Regions from separate parts of the Homo sapiens genome. Here region 1 is linked to region 2. A link is a loop called in an ENCODE intact Hi-C map of the cell type or tissue named here. Cell type or tissue: adrenal gland. All regions are shown on one strand. Each heading gives the region's core, and the rest is flanking DNA. Links, peaks and the distances in the headings are about the cores only.

Region 1 (10,697 bases), core at 1,276-9,275, 320 kb before region 2:
TGTTAATCTCAATGTATCTTCTTTCTTGACTTCCCTTTCCTTTTGAGACGGAGCCTCGCTCTGTCGCCCAGGCTGGAGTGCAGTGGTGCGATCTCAGCTCACTGCAACCTCTGCCTCCTGGGTTCAAGCGATTCTTCTGCCTCAGCCTCCTGAGTAGCTGGGATTACAGGCGTGCACCACCACGCCCGGCTAATTTTTGTATTTTTAGTAGAGTCGGGGTTTCACTCTACTAAAACCCTGTTGGTCAGGCTGGCCTCGAACTCCTGACCTCATGGTCCGCTTGCCTCAGCCTCCCAAAGTGCTGGGATTATAGGCGTGAGCCACCGCGCCCGGCCGACTTCCCTTTCCTTTGACTAATAGAACAACACCAGCCTCTTTCTGAAAGGGAACACTATATGGGAATTTGGTGCCAAGGTAAAGGGGAGCCATTGAGGAGAGATGCTTAAAAGGGAATGAAAGTGGTGATGAAAGAGTACTAATTGCCATGAGGAAGACCTACTAAGAATGCCTTCTTGTGGAGAGAACTTAGGATAGAAGCACTTAAGAGAAAGGAGCTGATGGCCGGGCGTGGTGGCTCACACCTGTAATCCCAGCACTTTGGGAGGCTGAGGCAGGTGGATCACCTGAGGTCAGGAGTTGGAGACCAGCCTGGCCAACATGGTGAAACCCCATCTCTACTAAAAATACAGAAAACCAGCTGGGCGTTGTGGCACATGCCTGTAGTCCCAGCTACTCAGGAGGTTGAGACAGTAGAATCGCTTGAACCTGGGAGTGGAGGTTGCAGTGAGCTGAGATCGTGTCACTGCACTCCAGCCTGGGCAACAGAACGAGACTCCATCTCAAAAAAAAAAAAAAAAAAAAAGAGAGAGAGAGAAAGGAGCTGACATTAGGTTTCGAGGTCTGGGTGAGGTTTCCCACAAAAAAGATGTCACTGGTTTCACTCTGCCTTGGTAGGATGACTTGGGTATCTTTCTACTCCTAAGAAGGTATTAAGAATAACATAAAACCTAGTGAGTTTGCAAGGCTTAGCCTCCGAAGGGTGACTAAGACAGGCTTTCTTTTCCTGTCTTCAGAATGAATGGATTACAAAGACTAGATACAACTTTAGGTTTTCTTTGTCTTCTTTTTTTTTAATTTAATTTTTATTTTCTTTTTCTTTTTCTGTGAGCCTATGGCTTGTATTGAAACTTTAGGTTTTCTTGAGCTGTGGTGCTGAGGGCAGGAAGAAGACACTAACAGCGAAGCATGTGTTTGTGGTTGTTGGAGGATTCCTGCAGTTCACTTGAGGTGGCGGAATCTTCTGGTGGAGGGATGCCCTCCGGCGTGGGTCTGGGGTTGTGTGCTCCTGGTGGTCCTAGTGGTTTTCTTTGCCTGTGGTCCAGATACTGCTGGATACTGGCAGCTCCTGTGGTTGGGCCAGTTTGTACACTTGGCGTTAGGCTTGATCAGTGATGTTGCTGACCCTCGCCCATGCTGGGTAAGTGTCCAGGTGGAAGAGGCTAACTCCCCAGGTGTTGATGGCCACCATTACTATCACCAGTCCAATAACGTTGACTCCCAGGCCAGCTTTCACCTGCAGGACACAAACCAGCACACCCTAGTCACTCTGACCAGCAGCAGCACAGATCCCCAAGTCCCCCTTCTGTTCCTGCAGCCTATGCCTTGTGGCCCAGATTAGTTCCCAGTTGCTGCCTGGGGTGCTCTAGCATTGCCTTGTAGGGTGCACAGGACTGTGGAAAGGCGGGAAAGGGACAATTAGAGTCATCTCCACTTCATGCTTACAGCACTCTCACTAGATTTCAAGTGGAAGCCTAGAAGGTATGTTAGTTACTTGGAACACCCACTCTGTGGAACGTGAAGAGGTATTTCTGCAGCTCACTGATAGGGAAATGTGCTAAACAAAACTAACCAGATCTCTGTAAAGCAGGAACTTCTCAGAGCCCCGATGCGTTAATACAGGGAACTTGTACGAGGGGCTATATTACATGAAGCCTTTGCTACTGTTACCTTTTTTTAAGGAACAGCTCATGGAAATAGTGTACCTTGAGTTCACTTGGGGAAACGGTTTAGCTGCCTCTGCTCAGCTCTTCCTCAAGAAGGGGACACAGGCATGCTAGCTGGAATGGAGCCTTTGCTTCTTTCCTCTGAGGGAATTACACCTCAGTGACTGACCCTTTTCACTTCTGCCTTGACATTGACACCCACAGGCTGAAGTGGGGGATGTGAGAGATGGTGGGCTGGCAGAGCCAGATGGAAAAATGTGTCCTGTAAGGATAGCTGGCATCTTCCCAAGGAGTAACCAGGCATATAGCATGTAGCCAAGACAAGTCACTAGCTGGCATTAAGTTGGGAAAATTGCAAGGGGAAAGTGGATGCTGGGAAATTGTTTCAAGCAAATGGCTAGACGTGTCCTCTCTCTCCTGCCGTCTGGTCGGGGCCCCCTGGGCATTTTGGCATGGAGGACAGCCCATGTTTCCCCACAGGTGAGAGGGCAGGTTCTAGCAGGGCTAAATTAAGGAGTGTTAGAGTTGAAAGGGACCCCATGGAGCATCCAGCTGGAACCTCATCATTTAGCAGATGAGGAAATTGAAGTCAAGGTAGTGCCCAAGCTGGGAATAGTGCCCAAGACTGGCTCACTTCTTGTCACCTGGTACCTTTGAAAATTACTGCCTCTGATCATTTGATTCCAGTGTAGAAAGCTAGGGGTCAGTGGTGGGGGCACACAGCAGAGGAAGCGGGAGACAGGAGAGCTGGGGTAGAGCTCAGCGTGAGCAGACTGAGGGTTACGCAGTAAGATGGGAGGGGAGAGGGATGGCTGGGACACTCCATTCAAGGAAGTATCACGGATGACTTAGATGAGCAGTTCGAACAGTCGAAAGGACCTGAATAGGCTGAGAGCAGTGACTCACACCTGTAATGCCAGCACTTTGGGAGGCCAAGGCAGGCAGATCATCTGAAGCCAGTAGTTCAAGACCAGCCTGACCAACATGGTGAAACCCCATCTCTACTAAAAATACAAAAATTAGCTGGGCATGGAGGCGCACACCTGTAGTCCAAGGTACTCTGGAGGTTGAGGCATGAGAATCACTTGAACCTGGGAGGCAGAGGTTGCAGTGAGCCGAGATCGCACCACTGAACTCCAGCCTGGGTGAGAGTGAGATTCTGTCTCAAAAAAAAAAAAAAAAAAAAAAAAAAAAGGATAAAAAAGGACCTGAATATCTGCCACCAGCCTGAAACTTTTTCTTCCTTTCCTCTATTTGTTACTTTACAGGGCTGCCCGAGAACAAATTTGGCTCCCATGAAAAAAAATTGTCAGACCATCAGTAATTCGTATCAGTGTTTTCCATCCTCTCCCCCCCCGCTCAGCCCTGGATACTAAGTATAGCAGCAGGTGTATAGGTAGAGGAGTAGAAGGTAGATAGGCCCAGTGCTAAAGTCAGCAGCAAAATATCTCAAAGCCATCTTTTGTGAGCCCAGCTGAAAATGAAAATGAATGGTGGACGCTTCATTTTCCATTGTTGCTTCAGGGGTTTCTTGCCTGGGCCGGGGTGGAGGGTGAGTTGAGCAGAAGAATCCTGTTTTCTCAAAATACCTTTCACCCTAGGTTCATACACTTCCTCATTCTCATCTTCTGTGAATAAACCAGTAGCTTTCTCAATGAATGTCTCCACTGGCCTAATGAAGAAACGAAGGCAAAACTTGTTTGCACAGGCTCATGCCTTCTGGAACTGGGCCACAGCCTGTCTGTTCCAGCTTTCTCTACCTAGGTACCCACTTCCTTCCAGGGAAGGGTTGGGGAGAGCACATTCTTGCTATCCTTGGTGCTTATAGACCAACAAAAACCTTTTTATAGGTGCTATTCTTGCTACCACACTGGGTTTAGCATTGACAGGCCAGGGACACTGCTACAAAATAAGCTTTGAAAGAAGGCTGCAGAGCTGTCATCCCTGTCCTCATGGCAGCTGGGCCTGGCAGGGAGAGGGCACCCCAACTCACCATATCTTTGATCTGGCAGTGCCCATAGCTGAAGACGATGGCATTAGGGGGATTGCCCACAGGCAGCATCACTGCAAAGGAGATGCACATGGTGACTGGGATCAGGGTGTAGAGGGGGTTAATGTGCAGCGTTTCAGACTAGAAGAGAGAATTCACAGAAACATTCACGAGATTAGGCTTGCATTTCCTGTGCTTAATGTCAGGAGCATGCTTTAATGATGACTTGGTGCTGGCTAACCTTAGCAGGACACTATGTGGAGGGGTAGTTAGGTCTCTGCCCTCTGGGGCATGCAGTCCCTTGACAACCTGAATAGGCTGATGCTGCTTACTTGCTCCACATGGAAATATGGCTTTGAGTTACTCCCTAGAAGGGATGTTTGATTTTTTTGGTGTTATTCTAAGGAATTGGTTCCTAAACTTTATTCTTTAGCTGAGACTTCCTTTCCTTAAACTCAAATCTCATGAATAGGTTGCTTTGATTGAAGTGGGGATTCCTCAGTCTTAGGGTACAGAACTAAGGTGGTTTTTTTTTTTTTTTTTTCCTAGGGAAGATAATTGTTTTATATGGGATTTGAATCCATGGTCCTGCTCTCAATGTTGCCAAGTTTTAACTGCACTCTGTTGCTCGCAGGAGCAAGATGACGGAAGGGAGAAGTTGGGGTCATCTGAGCAATGAGCAGAGAGTATGGCTCTGGGGTTAGAAAGAGCAGTAGGAGACTATGTTGCTGGGGTCAGGAGGGGCCTTCATTTCCTGGATTCTGCCTCCCAGAATGGGACAGATGAAGCATTGGGTCAGATGCATCACCTTTCCGGCTGCTTGGCCAGGCTAAGATCTGGCCGTTGCTCCCCTCCCTTATTCTATTCACAACAAATTGGTCTGAGGTTGTGGAGCAAAGCTGACCTTGCTCCCAATCCTCAGAACTTCCCGGAGGACAGTGAAACTCAGTGGAGGCTGTGATGATTGTCTGAGTTGTGAGCTCAGTCTTTTCAGCTGTGTGTGTTTTACCTCCATTTTCTGTGGCTACCTCTTTGGCCCTACTCAGGTTTTATCTCAGGAGAGAAAGGTTGATAATGATTGCGGGGAATTGAAATGATAGGGTTTGAATATTATTTTGTATGTTCTTTGGTTTCCACTCAGGGCTGCCCCTAAACTAATCCTACTCTTTTGGACAAAGGTTTCTAGAACTCTTGCTATGATTTATTAGTGTATCTTTTTATTTACTAGTTGCTATTTGAAAAACTTCATTTTTCAAAATAGGAATTGAACACCAATTAGTGAAGGCTGTGGGCAGTAACCAGAGGAGAGCCTACAGCTACGGAAGCTGCCCTGAGCCAGGCCTGCCACTCCAGGCCCCTGGGACAGCCTGTCTGGATGTCTGGGAGCTCCGCATTACTCACCAGGCTGCACAGGATGGGCAGGAAGATGGTGATGGTTGCTGGGTTGCTCACAAACTCAGTGACAATGGACACGAGGATGCATGCCAGCAGGGTGACAGCCCACGGTGGGAGGCTGCTCAGGGACAACATCTGGTTCCCAATCCATGTAGAGAGGCCAGAGCTCTGTAGGAAGAGGTGTTACAGTAAGAAGAAAGGAGAAGAAGCACATCCCAGCTAGAGATCTTAGACTTCAGAAGGTCAGGGATGTTGGAAGGCTGGACGACCAGGGATCCTCTGATCTTTAGTCTGACTGGAACCAGAGGTGTTCCTGATTTTTATGGTTCGATCATTTTTGTAGTTCAGAAAATTGGTTTTTATGATTGCACAACATTCAGTGTTTGGGTTTCGTCATGGGACATGGAGAGCCACCCTAATTGCCATGATCCTTCTTAGGACTTTGCCATGACAACTTGTCAGAGGTTGGAGATCTTTGCTCCTCAACTTCAGTCTCGTTACCCTTTCTCTAGCCTCTGACATCCTTACCCTGTGCATTGATTCGACAATGCCCTTCACAGAGTGCCAAGTATAGCCATTTAATCTGCTTTTGAAACCAGTTTATTTTGTTACCTAAAAAAGGGAAAAATTTATCAACATCTGTGGATAGTAGCCTTTCCTGTGTTTTTAAGGAGATGAACAGGCAGGGCTGAGCACTGGAGGTTTTACAGGAGTAATAAAGTAGAGGGGGATAAAAGTCTATTTCCACTTAGTGGAGAAGGTGCCTCTTAAGTGCCATAGAGGCTGGTCATTCAGCCCCAACCTGTTTTAGGTTCAAATCTCATCATGGCTGACATTAGTTCTACTATCTGTCAGGAATTTTTTTTTAATTAAGAGGAGGGTCTTGCTCTATTGCCCAGGGTCCAGGATGAGTGCAGCAGCATGATCACAGCTCACTGCAGTCTCAACCTCCTGGGTTCAAGCAATCCTCCCACCTCAGCCTTCCAAGTAGCTGGGACCACAGGCACATACCATCACGCCCTGCTCTTTTTATTTGTAGAGACAGAGTCTTTCCATGTTGCCCAGGCCTGTCTCAAACAGACCTGGGCTTAAGCGATTCTCCCACGTTGGTCTCCCAAAGTGCTGGGATTATAGGTGTGAGCCACCGCACCTGGCCTGCCAGTGCTTTTTGAAGACACAGATATGAAGGCATATTGACCGTCCTGAATTTATTCCACTAGCAACAGTTACACACATCCACTTAAATAAATGAACATTCTGGCTGGGTGAGGTAGCTCACACCTGTAATACCAGCACTTTAGGAGGCTGAGGAAGGTAGGTCACTTGAAGTCAGGAGTTTGAGACCAGCCTGGCCAATGTGGTGAAAGCCCACCTTTACTAAAAATACAAAAATTAGCTAGGTGTGGTGGCACGCGCCTGTAATCCCAGCTATTCAGGAGGCAGAGGCAGGAGAATTGCTTGAACCCGGGAGGCAGAGGTTGCAGTGAACCGAGATTGTGCCATTGCACTCCAGCCTGGGTGACAGAGTGAGACTCTGTCTCAAAAAAATAAAAAATAAATGAATAAATATTCCCACTTGGAATGATTCATTTGGTTGGAAGATGTTCACCTGCAAATAGGGAGGGCTACCTCCCTCTCCTAAAAAATGAAAGGTATCATTGAGTTTTGTATTAAAAACTCCAGGTTGCCATATGCATCCTGCCTCCCTTCCTCTCTCTCTTCTATGGTGACAGGCTCTGCCTTTTCCCATGGTACCCTAGAAACTGCGAATGCAATGACAATATGGAGAGCAGGGACAGAAAGGAAGGTGAGACATTTATGATTCCTCAAGCTCTTAAGTCCTGCTACACATGTTTTACTATTAAATACCGCCTTCCCTACACTGCCAGCATGTTACTTTTTCTCCTCTCTTCCAAATTCATCAAAAGCTCATTTCATCTCTACAGTACCCTGGCCACCTCCTGGCAAGCTCATAGACAACTGAGGACCAAAGGCCTTCAGAATTCTCTCTGTTGTAGCCACTTCACCTTGTAGAACTTTTCTTCCTTTTTTTCCTCTCAACTCACTGAGAGCTTACAAACCCAATATGTGCAGACTGCATCAATTAATGCTTGTTTCAGAGCCCCAAGGCCTCCAGGAACTCTTTAATTGTTCCCTCTGGTAACACATTAAACCTTGCTCATTGGACAGAGGCAGGGGAGGAACAGCAGTTAGTTGAATGGAAATGGTACATTATATAAAGAGATGGAGTTTTACTTAACGTTATCCAAATAGTACTGGTAAGTAAAGTGAAATAATTTTTTTTTTCTTTTTGAGACAGAGTTGTGCTCTGTCACCCAAGCTGGAGTGCAGTGGCACCATCTCAGCTCACTGCAACCTCTGCCTCCCGGGTCCAAATGATTCTCATGCCTCAGCCTCTTGGGTAGCTGGGATTACAGGCATGTGCCACCATCCCCGGCTAAATTTTTTTTTTTTTTTGAGAGGAAGTCTCACTCTGTCGCCCAGGCTGGAGTGCAGTGGTGCGATCTCGGCTCACCACAACCTCTGCCTCCCAGGTTCAAGCAATTCTCTGGCCTCAGCCTCCCAAGTAGCTGGGATTACAGGCGCGTGCCACCACACCCGGCTAATTTTTGTATTTTTAGTAGAGACGAGGTTTCACCATGTTGGCCAGGCTGGTCTCAAACTCCTGATCTCAGGTGATCCACCCACCTTGGCCTCCCCAAGTGCTGGGATTACAGGCATGATCCACTGTGCCCAGTCCCTGGAGTTTTGCTTTTGTCACCCAGGCTGGAATGCAGTGGCACGATCTCGGCTCACTGCAACCTCCTCCTCCTGGGTTCAAGTGATTCTCCTGCCTCAGCCTCCCAAGTAGCTGGGATTAAAAGTGTCCGCCACCACGCCTAACTAATTTTTGTATTTTTAGTAGAGACAACGTTTCACCATGTTGGCCAGGCTAGCCTCAAACTCCTGGCCTCAAGTGATCCTCCTGCCTCACCCTCCTTAAGTGCTGGGATTACAGGCGTGAGTCACCATGCCCGGCCTAGTAAAGTGAAATAATTTATTGGCAATTATTTTTCCAGCAGAACTATTTTATACTATGATTTGAAATAAATTAGACTTCAAAGTTAGACAAAAACACAATCAAAGGAAGTCTTAATTCTTTAAACTCTTGGTATGAAAACATTTTACAATGGATTTTCTTCACTAATGTCAAAACTGAAATTATTTCAAACTCTGTAGGAATCACATATATGCTACCTAAATTATTATTAAAATTAGTAGAGGCAGTAGGCTTTACAGAAATAACTGTACTATCTCTAATATGTGCACAATTTTGTTTTTATTGTTTTTTTTTTGTTTTTGTTCTTGTTTTTTGTTTTGGTGGCAGGGGATAGGGTCTCCCTCTGTCTCCCAGGCTGGAGTGCAATGGTGGGATCTTGGCTCACTGCAGCTTTGAACTCCTGGGCTCAAGCGATCCTCTCACTTCAACCTCCTGAGTAGCTGGGACTACAGGTACGCACCACCACACTGGGCTAACTTTTGTTTTTGTAGAGATAGGATCTTACTATGTTGCCCAGGCTAGTCTCAAACTCCTGGACTCAAGCAATCCTCCCGCCATGGCCTCCCAAAGTGCTGGGATTACAGACATGAGCCACTGTGCCCAGCCCAATTTTGGTTAAAAAAAAAAATAAAATCTTGCCAGGCCAATCTTGTCAGAGGCCAAAACTAACAACTGAAATTCAATAAAGATAAATATAAATATCCCGAACTTGGAATGAGAAATATTGATGGCATATATATAGGATGGGGTGAAGGTCCAGTAATGATGAACAGTTAAAAAGAATGAAGGGTTCTAATTGACTGCAGTTTTAATATAATTGTTGACATGAGTGCCAAGGATGCTTTATAAAAGCTTCCATAAAAATGCAGGGTGCTGCTTGAATCAGAGGTGAGAGATGGGGCTTGGGTAATATAACTACTCTACTTGGCAGTAGACTGACCACCCCATAGACTATGTTTGAATAAGGCCAAGTGTAGTGAGTCCTGAGGAGAGAGACCAGATGGTATGGGTCACTACTACTTGATTTTTTCATGTTAATAATTATTATCTAGGAGAGGGTCCCAGAGAACAGAGCTAGAGCCAACAGTGGACAGACAACATGCAGAAGACCTGAGCTGAAAATAAGGAACAATTATTCTTTGTTCCCTGCCCAGGGAGTACCTTGTCACTGGAAGTGTCCAAGCCAGAAGTGCCATGGAGGGGAATCTCACCATGGGCAGGAGATAGGACTCATTGTTTTCTAAGGTTCTCCTTAGTGGAGTATTCTGTGACCTTATTATTAATAATGCAGATAGTATTTTGGGCCATGAAAAGTGAACCAAGCCGGGCACAGTGGCTCATGCCTGTAATCCCAGTACTTTGGGAGGCCAAGGTGGGTGGATCACTTGAGGCCAGGAGTTCAAGACCAGCCTGGCCAACATGGTGAAACTCCATCTCTACTAAAAATACAAAAATTAAGCTGGGTGTGGTGGCGTGTGCTTGTGATCCCAGCTATTTGGGAGGCTGAGGCATGAGAATTGCTTGAACCTGGGAGGCAGGGGTTGCAGTGAGCAGAGATGGCGCCACTGCACTCCAGCCTAGGTGACAGAGTGAGACTCTGTCTCAAAAAAAAAAAAAAAAAAAAAAAAAAAGAGAACCAAGTTTAGCATGGGATAATGCATGTAGATGAGATGGAGGGAGAAATAGTCTGAACCTTAACCTAATTCATTCTTAAGATTGTTTTCTATTTTATGGAGGGCTAACACTTTAGGAAATTCAATCATCCCCTCACATCCCCACCCCACTTAAAAGATCTCATCCAAAATCCTCCCAGTCAGAAAATCAAGAAGCATTTACATCAGCTTTAGCCTAGATTTTCCAAAGGGGCTCAGTCTATGTATTGTGGACAGACAGTTCACCATGTGTCACTTGGAGCATCTCTGGTCCCTTACAGAGATCGCCTATTACCACTCCTATTACCTATTACCTATGTCTATCTCCTGTTACCATCTCCTATTGCCACTGTCAAATCCCAGAAGGAGATGGCTGCAAACTCCAATAAACCTTTTGCTTGTAGCAGCATGGGCCCCATAGATGAACTATCAATGCCCATGTGTCATGACTGTGTGGCACAGCCCATCTGTTCCTCTGTTCCTAGTAGCGCTGAGAAGCTTAGGGCAGCAGAGGACATCCATCCTGCTCTATTGTTTCCCTTCCCAGGGACTCTGTGAACATTCTCAGCTGCTTTGAGTCTTTCCTCCCATGCCCA
Region 2 (10,697 bases), core at 1,901-9,900:
GTATTCTAAAGTACGTATACTAGAAGGGAACGGGAATATGAGGGCAAGCTCGGAGATGCAAATGGAATAATAGGCCATACGAGAAGACTCACTGCCACCCAAGTCCAAGGGGACTGCTGATTTAAAGAAATCAGGGCAAAGGCAGAGTTTCAAAGGGGCAGTGTTGTGGTGGTGAAGCATGAGATGTGGGTATATTGTTCAACAGAGCGGTTCAAGAACAGGATGGGGAAGAGTGGGAAACAGGCCTTTTCTTGGAGATAGGGCACAAAAGAATCAGACAACTAAGTCAGTACTAGTTCATTGACTGTGGTAACCAGGCCACTTCTTTCTGCCACCCGGGAAAAATAGAGGAACTATGAGCATTAAGAAATCTGGTAGATAGGCCCGAGATTTTTAGGGGGTAGTCATCTTTCATGCATTTATATCATTTATTATCATATATTTGTAAGATTATTTGATTAACATTTGTCTCTCTGTAGATTTCATAAGGGCTATTTATTATTTTTTGCTTCACTCACTGTTGTATAATAACACCTGGCCGAACAGCATTAATAGAGATCAGTAAATATTTTATGAATGAATAATAGACAAATGATAGTAATAATAGGAAACACAGTGCACATATGCTATGCTCAAGGAATTGTTTAAACACTTTACACATATTAACTCAGTCCGTTCTTACAATAACTCTATGAGATGGGTACAATTATTTTCTGTATTTTATAGATGTGGAAACTGAGGCACAGAGAGGTTAAGTCAGTCATCCAAGGTCACACAGCGAGTCAGTGGCAGAGCTGGAATGGAACATTGTTCTGGAGACCATGCTTTTACCATTTTGCTACACCACCTGTGAACAAATGAACACATGCACAGATGGCTGTTCTAAGGGCCACTTGGCGTCTCTGCTTTTGGACAGAGACCATTCTAAGACTATTTCAAAGCCAGAATTTTCTTTTAAAGATGAAGATTGCTAATATCCTGTCTGTCTTGTCTTTTATAAGATCTATAAAGGGAACCGTTGGCCCGCAGAGAATTGGATGCATAAGGTAACCAGCTGAAATGCAGCAGGACAGAATAGAGACTGGCGGGAGGGGGACACAGCAAATAACAGCTGACTTTGGAGTAAGGAAATTCCAAGATTAGAACTTAGTACCAGTGTAAAGGCAGAGGAAATGGAAATGGAGGCCCCCTCAATTGTAAGTCAGACATGTAGAGCTGGGAAGGGCTTTGCAGGAGTAAATGGAATAGCATTTCCTAAACACGCAGGTTTTTTTTTCTTCAGACATAAAGTTAAAAAGGTACGGAATGAGAGAAATTCAGTTTTAAGTTAGCATCAGAATGAACACATATGTACTTTGTTTCTTGGTTATAAAAAAGAAAACTTTGGAATAAAATCTATTTTTAAATGTTATAATAACTGGCCAGGCATGGTGGCTCACGCCTGTAATTCCAGCACTTTGGGAAGCCAAGGCAGGTGAATCACTTGAAGCCAGGAGTTCGAGACCAGCCTGGCCAACATGGCAAAACCCTGTCTCTACTAAAAATGCAAAAAATTAGCCAGATGTGGTGGTGCACACCTGTAGTCCCAGCTACCAAGGAGGCTGAAGCAGGAGAATTGCTTGAGCCTGGGAGGTGGAGGTTGCAGTGAGCCAAGATTGCAGCACTGCACTCCAGCCTGGGTGACAGAGTGAGACTCCATCTCAAAAAACAATAAAATAAAATAAAATAAAATAAAATGTTATAATAACAGAGTACGTGTAACTATATATAGAAATACTATGAAATGTGATTGTTAATTTTATTGCAATACTAGACTGTTGTGTTCATTATAGGAAAGAATGATCGAGTTTGAGGTGTAATGCTTTTAAAAATTCATTTTCCTTTTTCTATGACTATGCTTCCATTTCCCAATCTATTACTGATACTGAGAGTTTTAGCTGACTGAGGCCATTTAAAATAATATAATTTAGTCTTCCACCTTACTCTGAAACCCACACTGAAAACAAATATTTCTTAAAAAGCAATTACATTTATGTGCTTATTACCTGCCACATATATATTATAAAAGTTGATTGCTTTATGTAAGAGAAGTTAATCTGAAATCATTCTTAGCTAAATGTAATATTCTCTGTACTTGTTAAAACAAGCAAAATAAAATGGCAGGAGCAATATAGTTTAAGCATTTTTTTATTGTATGTTTGGCAAACTATGAAAATTAACATTTGGAAATTCTTTTGCTCTATTGAAACCTTGTTATTGCCTAGCCATGATAAAGGTAGAAATATGAAAATATTCTAGATTGTTACATTTTATGACTAAAGTACAAAATTATAGAAATAAATAGAAAGGTACACTTTGGGAGGCCGAGGCAGGTGGATCACAAGGTCAGGAGATCGAGACCATCCTGGCTAACACGATGAAACCCCGTCTCTACTAAAAATAAAAAAAAATAAAAAAAAATTAGCCAGGCGTGGTGGCAGGCGCCTGTAGTCCCAGCTACTCGGGAGGCTGAAGCAGGAGAATGGCGGGTGAACCCAGGAGGCGGAGCTTGCAGTGAGCTGAGATCGTGCCACTGCACTCCAGCCTGGGCGACAGAGCAAGACTCCGTCTCAAAAAAAAAAAGAAAGAAATAGAAAGGTAATAATAATAACAATATTTGTAGAGAATTTTGTAAAATATTTTTCACATCTGATATGGTTTGGCTGTGTCCTCACCCAAATCTCATCTTGAATTGTGGCTCCCATAATTCCCATGTGTTGTGGGAAGGACCCCATGGGAGGTAATTGAGTCATGAGGGGGGGTCTTTCTTGTGCTGTTCTCCTGATAGTGAATAGGTCTCACTAGATCTGATGGTTTTATAAAGAGGAGTTTCCTGCACATGCTCTCTCATTTCCCTCTTGCCTGCCACCATGTAAGACATGCCTTCCACCCGCCGCCATGATTGTGAGACCTCCCTCGTGGAACTGTGAGTCCACTAAACCTCTTTTTCTTTATAAATTACCCAGTCTTGGGTATGTCTTTATCAGCAGCATAAAAATGGACTAATACAACATATATTATTCTTATTTAATATGTAGAACAGCTTCAGGGAGTTGGTAATATTATTTTTATCCCAGAGTTGAGGGAGTAGAGTTTCAGAGAATAACATATGCACAGTAGTATCTGGTGAGGTTGAAGTTTTTTGACTTCAGCTCTGTAAAATTTCATTGCATGAAACCACCACTGTGCAGGAAAACTAATGGATTTGGATCTCAATATTGATTTTAAGGAGATTTTAGGATTTTCAAAAATAAATGTTAAGAAAGTGGGTATTTATATTTGGTTTGGTGTTTAAGGGAATTGTCAAAAGTGGAAAAGAGTCCTTTCCACCCCAGATAGTTTTTATTCTTTCCAGGTAGAAGACACAGAGCATCATCCAGATCCTCTCTTCCTTAGTGAGAGGCACACTCTGTAAAGAGTGGTGTTCAGCAGAAACTGTAGAGGCAGACCCGGAATCAAATCCCAGTTCTGCCATCTCTTCTTAGCTAAGTGGCCTTGGGTGAGTGAATTCACTTCTCTAAAACTCAGTTTCTTCATCTGAAGAATGCAGATCAGTAAAGTACCTATGTGAAAAGATTTGTTACAAACACAAAATAAAATAGTTTATGTAAGACACTCAGTAGATTGCACTAGGTATACAATGAACTATCATCTTTATGTCCCATGCCTTCAAAGACAGTAAATTGAGTATGCATGCAATATTTTAATGACTTATGCCTTAAGGATCTTAGTAAACTTAACATGCCCAAGTTTAAATTGGCATACGTGTTAAAACCTGACTTTTAAATTTTCTGAGGGTACTAATTCAAACATATTATTACATTGTTCCCATAAGTTAGCTAATTTTGACCCAGTGAATATGGTCCCTGTATGCCTGTGAAACTCTCTCCTGATACACTGACAGTAGGTGAGCCTGTGGCTGGTTTCTGCCTGAAAGGATGCATGATCCACATAGGTTGTTAGAGGCTCATGTTAAACTCTGAGCATCTGCCCATCTTGACATTCTGGCCTCCAATCTGGGGCTATTTTGAGAGAGTACTGAGCTGCTTGAAGTGTCATAAAGAGTTTCAGCAGGATTGAGGACAATAGATTAGTTTTTACCATGGTTAACTAGCTAAAACTAATTTTAGGAACTGGACATTGTTTGGAAATTATTGCAATGGGTATTTTTCACTCATTGATTTGCATAAACACATCCAAATAGTGTTTATTAATCGAAGCAATATTCATTGTTGACTCCTTGTGGATTTCTAGGTAGGCCTATCGTTTGAACCCAAAGATCCCTTATTGTTATTTCTCTAGAGACGGAGCACATATGCTTGATGACAAGGGCGAATTTTTAAGAGAACACTGAACTTCTAAGTATTTATTGATCCATCTGGACCCAGTTAATCCCGAGCCCAGTACCTGGAACTTGGGGTGGGAAGATGGTGGCATTTGGAATTTCTGGGTTGATTTGTATTGTTATCATATGGATGAAATGTCTTTTTTTTTTTCAGTTTGTGTGTTTTATATATACTTATTGTTTAGATTCAAGAACCGGCTAAACTGAAAAAGTCTTTAATGAGTTGAAATGGCATGAGAGACAGTTTGTCTTTTAGTTGCTCAGGGGTACTCTTTATTTTCTCATCCCTAGGTAGAATATGTTTTCTGAGGAATGAACATTCTTTGTATCTTTGTACATCCCACTGCACTCAATGCTTGTCAGATTTATCTGTAGTAACACCACATTTCGCATCAAATTTTAAGAGCTGGATGAAATGTAGTTAAGGATGTCAAGAGAAACTATAGCATTTAGAAAATGGCTGAAAAAATGAGGATGTTTTACTTAGAAAAGAGAACAGCATTTATGATGGTTATTCTTAAATAATTACAGTGCAGCTTTTTATATAAATCCAGACAACGAAACTAGAAACAATGAGAAGTTATCTTTGGGCCTGATGTAAGACTTTCATAATGCTGAGATTTTCTTATGAAAGAAATGGGTCCCTTTGAGGAGTGGAAGGCAGTCAGCTCTCTGTCACTGCATTGGATGACATCCTTTCATCCTTCAGCTACTGAAGTGACTTTCACTTTGGGCAGAAGATTGGATTGGTTGACTTCCCAAGATTCACTTTAACTCTAAGATGCTATGATTTCACAATCTTTAAAAACTGAGCCTAAAATATAAAATGTTTTGAGAACTTACTGTGTGACATGGACAAGTCCTGCATCCCCTCTGGGCTCTAGATGTCCAATCTGCAAAATGGAATGGCTGGGCACTAGATCAATAACATACATCCTCTGGCCTTTGAGTTGCATCGAACCTGAAATGTAGAGAAGAAAGACTGGAAGCTGCCATCATGCTTTACCTCTTGAATGTGCCCAGGTGTCGATGTTTTAGTGGTTTATTAAACAACATTTTCATTCACATTTTAAAGTTTATTAAAGTGGATGATCTAAGTTTTAAGACTTCTTTTCCCCCATAAGACACAATGATGTTATTTTCATTTGGAAGGAAAACAAACATGTGATCCGAAAAATTTTGATTTTTCTTAAATTGCTTCTTGAACCACCATTGTATTTGATGATGTTTTTAGTCCCTGCGTCTTGCATATTGTTTTTAATTCCCTCATCACTCTTAGAATAATAGATTCTAAGTCTAGAAATTTGAAATTGTTGGTCCAGTAAGCTTCTACCCCTCGATTAGTCACTGCTTTTTGGAACCCAGCATTGGCTGGAGCTGAGAAGGGGCTATCCAGGGAACAGAGACAATTTCTCTTCTAGTTGTAGGAAGGAGTACACTTCTCAGAGCACAAAGGAGAATAGAGTCAAAAGTAATGTGTACTCAAAGCCTTTTCGAAAGCACTTACCTTCTCAGCAACCAAAATCACCCCCTCCCCAAATGAATGTTCTAGGAACAACAACTTTTACTTAAAAAAAAAGATCATTTATAGTGGAGGTGGCCAAAAATGAAATACCAGATTCTAAGTTCCATGAGAACAAAGCCTTCACTACTATATTCCTAGAAAATATCACAAAGTCTGGCGATTAGTGAGAACTCATTTTGTTGAACGAGTAAATGAATGAAGGAACAAATAATTTTCCTAAACTTTCCCCTTCTGTACTTCTAATGGTGAGAGAGCCCCCTGCTGGAAGAATGAATATTACATTATGAATAGCAACATGCAGTTTACTGAAAATATTTCAATTAATCACTCTAGTTTCTAGACCAGGTCATGCCTTATTGGATAAAATCTTGTAAAAAGCTCTGTGAAGAATCACTGACTAGGAAAGGACTCAGTTGGCACTAATTGGATATATTGGAAATCAAACAACAGACTTTAAAACTGAACCTCACGCTCTGAAAATTCTGAATGATATTAAAAGCCTATAACTTACCCTGCATTTGGACATTGGTATTATAAATTATTATGGATATGTTAAATTAACGTTCCCTATTAGTTCTGTAAGTTGTTAGTAGATGACTATAGCCTGAGTACCAAATTGTGAATATGTAATATGAACAATATAAGCAACAGTAAGCATCACCTCAAATGAAACTGACAAGTTAATCTGATTTTTTTTTTTTTTTTTTTTTTTTTTGCTCTGTGGCTGAGGCTGGAGTGCAGTGGCACAATCTTGGTCAACTGCAACCTCCACCTCCCAGGTTCCAGTGATTCTCCTGCCTCAGCATCCTGAGTAGCTGGGACCACAGGCACACACCACCATGCCCAGCTAATTTTTATATTTTTAGTAGAGACAGGGTTTCACCACGTTGGCCAGGCTGGTCTTGAACTCCTGACCTCAAGTGATCCACCTGTCTAGGCGTCCCACAGTGCTGGGATTACAGGTGTGAGCCACTGTACCCTGCCAATCTGATGTTTATTGATACACACACACACACACACACACACATTCATGTGACAGAAAAATTATCTTTGTGCTGCTTAATAATTTGGTAAGTAATCAGTAGTTCATGAAAATTACTTGGTAGTATTTGTTACAGAGTTGGGACAAAATGTTAGCTTTTCTAGGAGTTCTTCAATAATGAAAATGATTTCCACTTTTCACCCATGTAGTTTAACAGATGCACACAAACACACTCAGTCTGTAACTGACTGCTCAATTTTTATAGCTCCCTCTGCACCTGTCTTCTGTCTTCCATTCCTTGTCCTCATTTCTACCTCGGGGTCTGCAGGCATCTGTATGTTTCTTACTTCTGTCCTGTTTTGGGTATCCTGGATGCTGGAGGGGCAAAAGGGAGACAGGGTCGAGGAGGTGAGAATGGACTTTCCGGAAAACCAGAACACTGCTACTACCCTTTGGAAGCAGGTTTGGGAAGGTGGTAGAAGGGTCTTAGGCAGCAGTGTACATCATGAGATAGGGGTGAGAATTCAGTAAGATGGTGTGCTGGATCCTGATGGCCTGGAGACATGGGTGTGACCAAGGAGAAGGAAGAGCTTGGAGGGAATGAATGGTAGAATGACTTTTCCTATGGAGTGGAGGAAGCAGTATTGGGTTGAAAACATCCAAAGTAGGAGTCAGACAACCAGGAGAGCTGCAGGCCCCATCACCAACTAGGAGCACTTCCTCTTGAATAAAAAAAACCCACAGGCAGAGGCCTTCAGCAAGCACTAAGTGGATACTCCAGGGCTTTTCAAACTTGACTGCATATTGAAATCACCTGAGAAGCATTAAAAAGTCTTGATGCTGCCTAGTCAGAGATTCTGACTTAATTGGTCCAGGGAGTTGGCTGGATAGTGGGCTGTTTTAAAGCTTCTCAGGTGACTCCAGGGTGCAGCCAATGCTGAGAATTGCTGGTCGGCACTCTGGGGAAACATGGAATTTTTAACTTCAGGTGAGGCATGCTATTATCTCTGGTTCTTAATGCATTCTTTTCTTGCTGTATATTATTCTTTTCCCCTTCATCACTGTGGTAGGCAGAATAATCACTCTCCCCTGAGCCCCAAAGACGTCCACTCCCTAATCCTTGGAACAAGAGAATATCTTACCTTATCTGGCAAAAGAGACTTTGCAGGTGTGATTAAATTAAGAATTTTGAGATGGGGAGGTTATTCTGGATTATCTGACTAACCTCAGGTGTAATCACAGGGTCCTTTTAAATAAAAGATGGGCTGACAAAAGCAGAAGTGAGGCGATTGCCGTCTTTGAAGATGGAAGGTGAACACGAGCCAGGGGTTGCTGGTGGCATCTAGAAGCAGGAAACGACAAAGAACGAATTTTCCTTTAGACCCTCCAAAAAGAACATAGCCCATGATTTAACACCATGATTTGCACTTGTTTTGGATCTCTGGCCTCCAGAACTGTAAGCAAATAAATTTGTGGTAATTTATTATAGCAGCAATAGAAAATTGATACCGTCACCAATCCCATTTTTATTTATTTATTTAGAGACGTAGTCCTGCTCTGTTGCCCAGGCTGGAGTGCAGTGGTGCTATCTCGGCTCACTCCAACCTCCTCCTCCCAGGTTCAAGGGATTCTCCTGACTCAGCCTCTAGAATAGCTGGGATTACAGGCATGCGCACCCATGCCCTGCTAATTTTTGTATTTTATTTTATTTTATTTCATTTCATTTATTTTTTGAGACAGAATCTCTCTCTGTTGCCCAGGCTGGAGTGCAGTGGTGTGGTCTTGGCTCACTGCAAGCTCCGCCTGGTGGGTTCACACAATTCTCTTGTCTCAGCCTCCCAAGTAGCTGGGACTACAGGCGCCTGCCACCATGCCCGGCTAACTTTTTGTATGTTTAGTAGAGAAGGGGTTTCACCGTGTTAGCTGGGACGGTCTTGATCTCCTGACCTCATGATCAGCAATTTTTGTATTTTTAGTAGATATGGGTTTCACCATGTTGGCCAGGCTGGTCTGGAATGCCTGATCTGAAGTGATCCGCCTGCCTTGGCCTCCCACAGTATTGGGATTACAGGCATGAATCACTGCGCCCAGCCTCCAATCCCAGTTTTACTACTTACCTCCTCCACCCCCGTAATCAGCCACTGTAAACGGATTATTGTATATACTGGAAATGCATGCATCCTTTAAAAATATACCTGATTTTTCTAAAGGAAATAAACTAATGTGATTATGGAGGCTTTTGCTAGGTTTCCCAGTTAGTTTCCCAAAATCTTTAACAGGAAACAAAGCGTTTCTCTTCTTAACTCTTATATTTGTCCGGAATTGGGGGGTTCTTGGTCTCACTGACTTCAAGAATGAAGCCGCGGACCCTCACGGTGAGTGTTACAGTTCTTAAAGGCGTTGGTGTCCGGAGTTTGTTCCTTCTGATGTTCGGATATGTTCGGAGTTTCTTCCTTCTTGTGGGTTCGTGGTCTTGCTGGCTTCAGGAGTGAAGCTGCAGACCTTCGCAGTGAGTGTTACAGCTCTTAAGGTGGCGCGTCTGGAGTTGTTCGTTCCTCCTGGTGGGTTCGTGGTCTCGCTGGCTTCAGGAGTGAAGCTGCAGACCATCAAGGTGAGTGTTACAGCTCATAAAGGCAGTGTGGACCCAAAGAGTGAGCAGCAGCAAAATTCATTGCAAAGAGCGAAAGAGCAAAGCTTCCATAGTGTGGAAGGGGACCCAAGCGTGTTCAGTAAAATAAGAACGAGGAAGTGTTGAGTTTATTTAATGTAACTAAAAAATTACTGTATGGGTGTGGGTATCATCAAACGCAAGCATAATTACTAATGGTGAAAAGTGCCTCAACTGAAAGTCAAAAGTGAGACGATGATAACAACTCTCACCATTATTATTTAATTTTGTTCTGAAAGGATTCACCAATGAAATCATACAAAAGAAAAAATTGCAATTTCACAAGATTAAAAAGCTTTCAGTAATTTTTTTGGTCTCACTAAATTTATAGATTAAATGGAATTGACATCTTTAAGCTTTTTATCCATGAATAGGGTAGGTTTTTCTATTTAAGTCTTCTTTTATAAATCTCAGCAGAGATATACCTTTTTTTGTTTTTCAGTAAAGGTCTGCCGACTTTTAGTTAAATTTATTCTAGATATTTAAATCTTTCTCTTGCTACTGTAAATATATAGGTTTATTTAAAAGATGGTTTTTAGAATATATAATATGTATTTAAATGATACACAGAAATGATGCACTATCCATCTAATTTTTGCATATAGAAAATCTATTGACTTTCAGATATTAATGTAACTTGTCACTTTACTGAATATTCTTATTCTAATAGCTTAGAATAGCTTTTGATTGATTTTGTGTTTTTCAAATGTAAAATCTTATGCAATTTTGTCTCTGCCTTTCCAATTTTCATCACCTGTTTCTTTACGCTGTGAACATAGTAGAAGACAATAGAGTTATATTTAAGATCATGAACCTGCAGTAAGTCTAGATTCAGGTCCTAACTCTGCCACTTTTTCTCTTTCTGACCCCAGGGAAGTTACTTAACCACTCTGCATTTTAGTTTCCCTGTCAGCAAACTGGGGATAGGGTTATTGGGGGGCATAAAATGAGATAATATGTATAAAAAATTTACAATCATTCCTGGTGTCAGGATTCAATAAATGTTAACTATTATTATGAATTGGATTGGCTAGCACTTACAGGAAATTCTTACCAGTGAAGCTAGTGAACATAATGATTTTGTTCCTTTCTGATTTAAATGGAAATACTCATAACATTTCACTGTTTAGCATAGCAA

What was found. Hi-C counts contacts between places; a loop is a spot of excess contacts. Peaks named below come from ENCODE experiments on the same cell type or tissue, not always from the same donor. Only the 100,000 strongest peaks of a DNase experiment are listed, where the experiment ranks them.
Region 1: a loop joins it to region 2, with 2.4 times the contacts of the local background. A loop is called at or near these places in 50 of 110 quality-filtered maps.

The regions. Positions count from the first base shown.
Region 1 is chr7:135,680,128-135,690,824 of GRCh38, forward strand. It overlaps SLC13A4 (solute carrier family 13 member 4), which reads right to left. Exons shown (of 16, transcript NM_001318192.2): 14 at 5,395-5,556; 15 at 3,997-4,134; 16 at 1,104-1,573. The coding sequence ends at 1,436. LOC105375521 (a long non-coding RNA gene) reads left to right here and starts at 6,884. Exons shown (of 5, transcript XR_928021.3): 1 at 6,884-7,195; 2 at 8,777-8,901. In adrenal gland, for the core only: no CTCF peak of the experiment used is centred there; a DNase peak (open chromatin) is centred at 5,404; H3K27ac peaks cover 2,131 bases.
Region 2 is chr7:136,003,506-136,014,202 of GRCh38, forward strand. It overlaps a transcript of LOC105375523 not described here. Among named protein-coding and RNA genes, the nearest start is that of MTPN, 31 kb to the left of the region's middle. In adrenal gland, for the core only: a CTCF peak has its summit at 6,174 (motif pointing left); no DNase peak of the experiment used is centred there.